Regions from separate parts of the Homo sapiens genome. Here region 1 is linked to region 2. The links are chromatin contacts, found by Hi-C or POLR2A ChIA-PET in ENCODE. All regions are on one chromosome and are shown on one strand. Each heading gives the region's core, a stretch centred on a gene start or an enhancer-like site at or near the end of the contact. The rest is flanking DNA. Distances are from core to core; before and after follow the strand shown. Region 1 overlaps LINC01117 (long intergenic non-protein coding RNA 1117). Region 2 has its middle 52 kb from the start of NRAL.

Evidence for each region. Hi-C counts contacts between places; a loop is a spot of excess contacts on that map. ChIA-PET counts read pairs that join two places held with the same protein, here RNA polymerase II (POLR2A). Pooled maps may share reads with other maps.
Region 1: a loop to region 2 is called in a map of CD8-positive, alpha-beta T cell, with 11 times the contacts of the local background. The contact joins two enhancer-like sites. A Hi-C loop is called at or near these places in 19 of 168 maps with a recorded cell type or tissue (CD8-positive, alpha-beta T cell, Calu3, K562 and 14 more), 10 of 37 single-sample maps with no recorded cell type and 20 of 50 pooled maps. POLR2A ChIA-PET finds 5 or more read pairs at or near these places in 2 of 52 experiments (A549 and AG04450).

Annotation. Positions count from the first base shown.
Region 1 is chr2:176,651,972-176,655,287 of GRCh38, forward strand. All of the region lies in intron 2 of LINC01117 (long intergenic non-protein coding RNA 1117), which reads left to right. Among named protein-coding and RNA genes, the nearest start is that of LINC01117, 16 kb to the left of the region's middle. Within about 2 kb of position 2,065, at least 3 of the 41 ENCODE cell types and tissues checked have a DNase peak (open chromatin) inside an H3K27ac peak, as active enhancers do.
Region 2 is chr2:176,454,488-176,457,379 of GRCh38, forward strand. No RefSeq gene overlaps it. Among named protein-coding and RNA genes, the nearest start is that of NRAL, 52 kb to the right of the region's middle. RefSeq lists silencers at 454-748, 665-714. Within about 2 kb of position 1,589, at least 9 of the 41 ENCODE cell types and tissues checked have a DNase peak (open chromatin) inside an H3K27ac peak, as active enhancers do.

The sequences.
Region 1 (3,316 bases), core at 815-3,314, 200 kb after region 2:
TTTTGACGTACCCTTAACTGGATCTCAAATTAAGGAGAGATGAATTTGACTAAGAGAAGATTTTTACATTGTTGTCTATTACAGCTGAATTACCACTCTCTTTTGTCTGAAGAAAAATATTTTCTTCTCAACGAGGTATATATTTTTAAGACTGAAGACAACTGAAGCTTACAGCATATAGTATTTGGTTAGATTTTTTTTTTTTTTGCTTTTTGACTGCAGTTGCCAAACATTTGAGATTATAAAAACGATAGTACTACATAAAATAGACCTGCAGCAACACTGTTTATGGCACACGCAACAATATTATTTTCTGCTGTTTGGTGTGCAGGAGTTGTAAATAGCAAAATGTGTAAGCCATTAAATCTAGTAGCAATAGGACTCAAAGCAAGGTTTATTATACCAGTGCCTGAAAAGCTTTACTTTTTATCTCTGTGTGTTAAATTTTCGTGTTTGCAACAGTATTTTAGCTCTGGAGCTATTTATCTGGTAGCATCTTTGAGAAAAAGGAAATGGACAGATGTCCATAAACAAAGGGCTCCACCTGGTGGTAAAGAGGAGGTATGAAATGTTGATGAAGAGAACTAATGCTGCAAAGGCAAACAGATGGAAGAGCAACGCGTGTGCGTGTGTGTATGTCTCCTAAAATGAATATGTTTGAAGGAAAGAGAATGACAAAATCCTCCAAATTTGGATTCCAGTGTGGATATAGGCTTACAGCTAACATTATTTGATTATTTCTTTCACATTCAGTCATTCCAATATGTTTACAAATTATTTTATTCAAAATACATACATCTGAACAGATATTAACAGATGACCCTAACAGATACTAGGTACAATTGATGACAAACTATCCATATCATCTGATCATCTTAGGTTTTAGTAGAATGCCATCTAGTAGACAGATTTAAACAAAGAAAGCATTTGTTCCGACTCGAGGGCATCCTTTAGGTGGCTTTGTGGCTCACCTAGTTAGGAAGACCTGAAAAGGATGTGGTGCAGAGCTCCGGGGAGGGAAGCAAGGGTTTCAAATCCATGACTAAGAAACAGAAAATTGTTCATTTTAAAATGTCATCTGTGGCTGAAGTGTTGAAGAATTTGAATCTGCGTATTGTGATTCTTCCACCTTTTCAAACTCTAAAATTAGGCCAGGAATTACATATATCAAATACTATGCAAAATGTAAAACAGGCATGCCGTTTATGGCTCTCTACGTAAGGTGGAAATTAAATCTTCAGCCTCCAATAAAATTGTATTTCTGTAATAAAACTGCTGCACCTTGACTCTAGACTACATTGAATCCCAAATTAAACACTCCATTTGCTGTACTGTAACAAGCAAAAGGGTTTGCTACACTGAACAATATTACAGATAGGAAAAACGTATTCTTTTTTGCTTTATCACCTATGTAGAGACCACGAAAACAGGCTAATTCCTCATCTCTTCTTTCTCAGAACACAACATGTTTTGATATGGGAAATTTTAAAATTCTATCTTTCATTGCTAAAATTTATATTTCTTCCTAATTCTATAAATCAGCATAGATGACTAGGCCTAAAAAAAGTCAACCAAGTAGGATATTTACTACAAAATGTCTACTGCATTTCATGGATAACTCAGGCTTATAAGCAGAAACAGCTGGTGTGCTAAAGGCTAGGTACATTTCTTTATGCATTATGTATAATTCCCCATAATGTACATGCAACATTCACTCCACATCCATATCTGAAGTGCACACATACTGCTACATGATCTATGAAAGTTTTAAACTTAGGATCTGTTAATACATATGTATTTATCTCACCCAGTGTTGATTTAGAAGAAATTAGACTGGATGTTCTTTTAAGCAGTCTAATTCTATAGTTTTTTTTTCCCTCACCACGCCATGGCCCAGCCAGCGCTGACTTCTGGCATTTGTAAAGTGTCTGTAATAGAAATGAAAGCCTACCCAGGGTGAGGAATAGAAAGCAATGAATACTAATGTTGCTTCTTCTTACCAACTAAAGTGCAGGCGAACAAGACAGGAAGCTGTCTGTGCCTCTCTGTCTCGGCCGTCCTCCCTTGGCTCTGCCAAGCCACCCTCTAGTGGACTGAGGGGGGAATTTCCTTTCCTGGCTGCCTCACTCGGCTATTCATTTGATAAATGAGCTCCCCTCCCCCTCTCTCAGGAGATGGTAGATATTATTAACCTTCAAGCACGATACAGCGAGATGAATGTTAATCATGAAGGGATTTCTCATCAAGTTTAATGGTGTAAGACATAGAGAAGTTGTGTTAGCAGTTTCAATCCTGCTAAAAATGCTAATTGTTATGTTTCATATGATAGGTGAGGATAATAGGAAAATGGCAACAGCTTCAGCGTTTCCATTTGGAAGTTGTTGCCCATAATTTTGAGGCAAATATAGAGGAAAAGATTACGGTCCTTAGTATGAATGACTTGTGAAGAGGCTAATTTAGGGCTGCTTCTTTGGAGACATTGGAGATTTGAGGCTTGACATCTACTGAGCTCAAGAAAAGAGAATTTTCTGCTGGGAAGAACTAAAGCCAAAAGAAGAAATTTTGGACCTAGAAAGAACATGAGTCTATGGTAAGGGATACAAGGTTATAGTGTTGAGTACTGATCTTTTGAGCACTTTCTGTCTTCTACATTTTTCTCTGTGTTTCACTGGCACTTTTGCCAACATGTAGAGGTAATCTTTTTTTTAAAGCAGTTATTTCATCCTGACCTAGGAATCATAGTAAGTGCACTTAGGAGTCCTAGATGAACCCCAAGAGAAATGCCATTTTTGTTTTTCTCAACATGTCCCTTTCCTTGCCCCATGAGTTGTTACCCATGCTCTGGCATAAGGACACCCTACTGTCCCCAGCTTCAATGACCCCAGTCTTGCAGAGTTGGCTTCTCATGTAGCTCTGTTGTTTGTCCTGGTCCCTAACTGTTTGAGCTGGGGTTCTTTCGGGGCACATACACACACAAGTGGGGATCCTGGAATGTTATATGAGCAATGTCTTCAGTGTATACTTTTACTTGACTTTGATTACCCTAAATTCTATTGCTCAACCCTAAACTTCTATAGTAGCTCATGGTGTTACCTGTGAATGAACTGGAAAGCATTTTGCTGCAAGGAAGCTTATCAGTTGAATGTGGGCCTTGAAAAATTTCCTTGTAATTTCATAGTTTATGTGTTCAGTTTGACTTTAGAAAGCATCTAAATGATAAATGCAAATTCAAAAATAATCCATTAAGGATATGAGCCTATGTGGATATGGACCTTTTTAACTGTATTGTCCCAGTTTTCATATGTAGCTTTTGTCA
Region 2 (2,892 bases), core at 339-2,838:
GGTGATACTGGATCTTGGTTTTGAGAGGAGAACACTGTTGTCCACTTCTGAATTATTTGCTTCCAAGATGTTTTTGGATTGTCTAAAACAGGGTTAATTATTTCAGCTAATGAGTGGATTATTTATTATAATTATTTATGCACTGCCAGGGGAACATGAGGTGCTTTCCACACAGGCTTAAGTTGCCAAGGAACACAGTTGACCCTTGAGAAATTAAATAACTGGAGGCCAGTTTTATACTGATACACATATGCATTATTGATGCAGGCTTTTATGAGACAGTCTAGAAATGTCTTGTGCCCTTTGAGTTGATCATGAAAATCAGGCAAGCCTATCTTGAAACTTTTGTGGGCATGTATTCAACCTTCTTCATAATCTATATTTAATTTCCTTGACAGTCATCTTTCCTCAGATTTTGCTTTTAATCCTTGCTATAAGAACCACTACTCATCAAAATGTCCATTTTCATAAGAGGTGGGAGGAAGGCTTCCTAGAGGGGAGTGTCTGCTTTGAAGGAGGAAGCAGAGGGTTAGAGAAATCAAAATATCAATTATCTGTAAGGTCGGCTGCTGCAGAGCAAAGCTATAAAACCGAGAGAGTTTACTGCAAAAGGGTGCCCCCTGCTGGGGACTCTTTGAACTGCACGGTCATCCGTTCTGAAGATTTAGCTCAGCTCAGCCCAGAAACCTAATGCAGCTGCTGGAGAGGGGCCTCCTTCCCCCAGCACACAACTCGTGGTCCCAGACATCTCTCCCAGATGTTTCTTTATGACCCGTCAAAATGTTTGCTAAATATCATCTGTTAATTTCCCAAACATCCTGGCTCTAGTTCTTTTATGTGTAACCTGATTCAAGATCTTAAAATAGCTGACAGCAAAATAAAATATAAAATAAAACATGAAGGTGCATTTGTCCTGAAACATCAACAAAGTGTGCTGTTCAGTAGGATTCCAATCTCAAAGGACATTTATTCATCACGATGGCAGACTGGTCAGGTGTTTGGCGATCATCCCTAGTCTTCAGCTTTTTAATCATGAGATTTTAAAAAATGTCACCATCTGTAGGGAGAGCTATTGGTCTCAACCTCAGTTTGTTGTGGTGGCAGTCACTCTCCACCCTCAGCAAGTACCTCACAGCAGGACTTTGGTGCAATTGTTAAGGAGGTAGCATTGCTGCTGTCAGCCTCTCTTCGTGGATGAGGTCTGGCAATTTCTCCTCTGAGGCTGGTACCAGGCTCCATTTGATGAAAGAATTCACATTCCTCCTAAGGACTGTTTGGATTGTAAGACGGGATTCGTGGATGGAAAAGTGCTTACTGCAAAAGGAGTTTCTAGTGATGAAATACTTTCATCTGGAGAAATGGAAATGGTGGAGCCCACCCATCAAATCACACACCAGGGTTCCTCTACCCCTCAGTGGATAGAGGATCAGTTGCCATGGCAACCAAACCTTCAGCAGTTGCCCTCCAGACAGTGTAGGCTGGTTCTGGCAGGAGGGCTGACGTCAGGAGGTGGGAGGAAGTGGGGAGGAAGTCCACCCTTGAGGCCAGGCTGCTCAGGCCCTTAACACACCCACAAGTCCCCTGGATAGAGGGAAGTAGGTCCAGCTGCAGCTCTGCTCCAGGAAGCTGGGAGCCTGCAGCTGGTCTGGGAACCTTTTGTGCTAAGGGAGGTCTGTGAAGACAAGCAGTCACTGATTATAGGATATTTCATCAGAGCAGCTGCAATTGATCAGCTCCTGAATCAGTGCCTCTCAGAAGGTCCACCCTTAGAAACTTCCCAAGCTGCGTGCGTCACACATTATCTGAAAGGCTCTACTACTGTCACAGTTGTTTTAAAGGGAAAGGCAACCTTAAACAAAAATTTTCCCCTAAGCAGCTGTTAGGATAGGTAACTGATTCTCTGTGTTCCGTAGACTAGCAGCATCATGTCACCTGGGAAACTGATGGAAATGTGCCCCATCCCAGACATACTGAGGAAGAAACTTTAGTATACGGCCCAGGAATCTGTGTTTGTACAAGCTCTCTGGGTTATTCTGATACACACTACAGTTTGAGTACCAAGGAAATGGGTAATAAGTACATAATTTCATTAATACAGGAATATATAATGGAAACGAGTTGGGTGGGGGGGAGGTGAAATGGTGAACCAAACCCTCTCTAACTAAGATGAGGCCACATGTAGGTTCTTCATGCACAGAACCTATTGGTTTCCTCTTCTTCTGGAACCTAGCCCATCTTTAGTGTCCTGTTGAGTCTGGACAGATAGCAGTACTGTCCCCATCTTTGACATCATTCTTATGGAAGACACCAATGTATTCAATGATGATCAGCTTTCTAGTGGAGTTTCCAATAGCCCATTGCAGGGAAACACAGGGACTGCCAAATTGCTCGAGAGCTTTCTAAAGCCATTCACAAGGTATCTCAAACCAGCTACATAAAGGAAAACTTTGGCTTCAGTAACTGTGATAGGCTTCAGAAGATAGTTGTAGGATGAGTGATCACAATGAACTATTATTAAGAGGCTGACAATTTTTTCACAGGGCACTGTGGTGTTTAGAAGGTTGTTTTGATCCTTATCTTTTTAGCCATTCGAAAAGTGCTTGGCCCAGGTCACTCTTAAAAAGGAGGACCTGAGTAACAGCTGCCCTTGATGGAGGGCTTACTATCTACTAAACCAGCACAACAATCCAACTTCTCACTCAGTTCTCACCACATCCCTATAAAGTAGGTGCTTTTAATTTCCCCTATTGAGCAGTGAAAGAAAATGAGCCAGATGAGAAGTAACTTGCCCAAATTCCCAAAGCAAATAAGGGGCCACTCCAGGATTAGAACCCTGAGTAGTCTGACTCCAGAGACCATGGAATTAACCACAACCTCCCTGAAGCCCTAGAC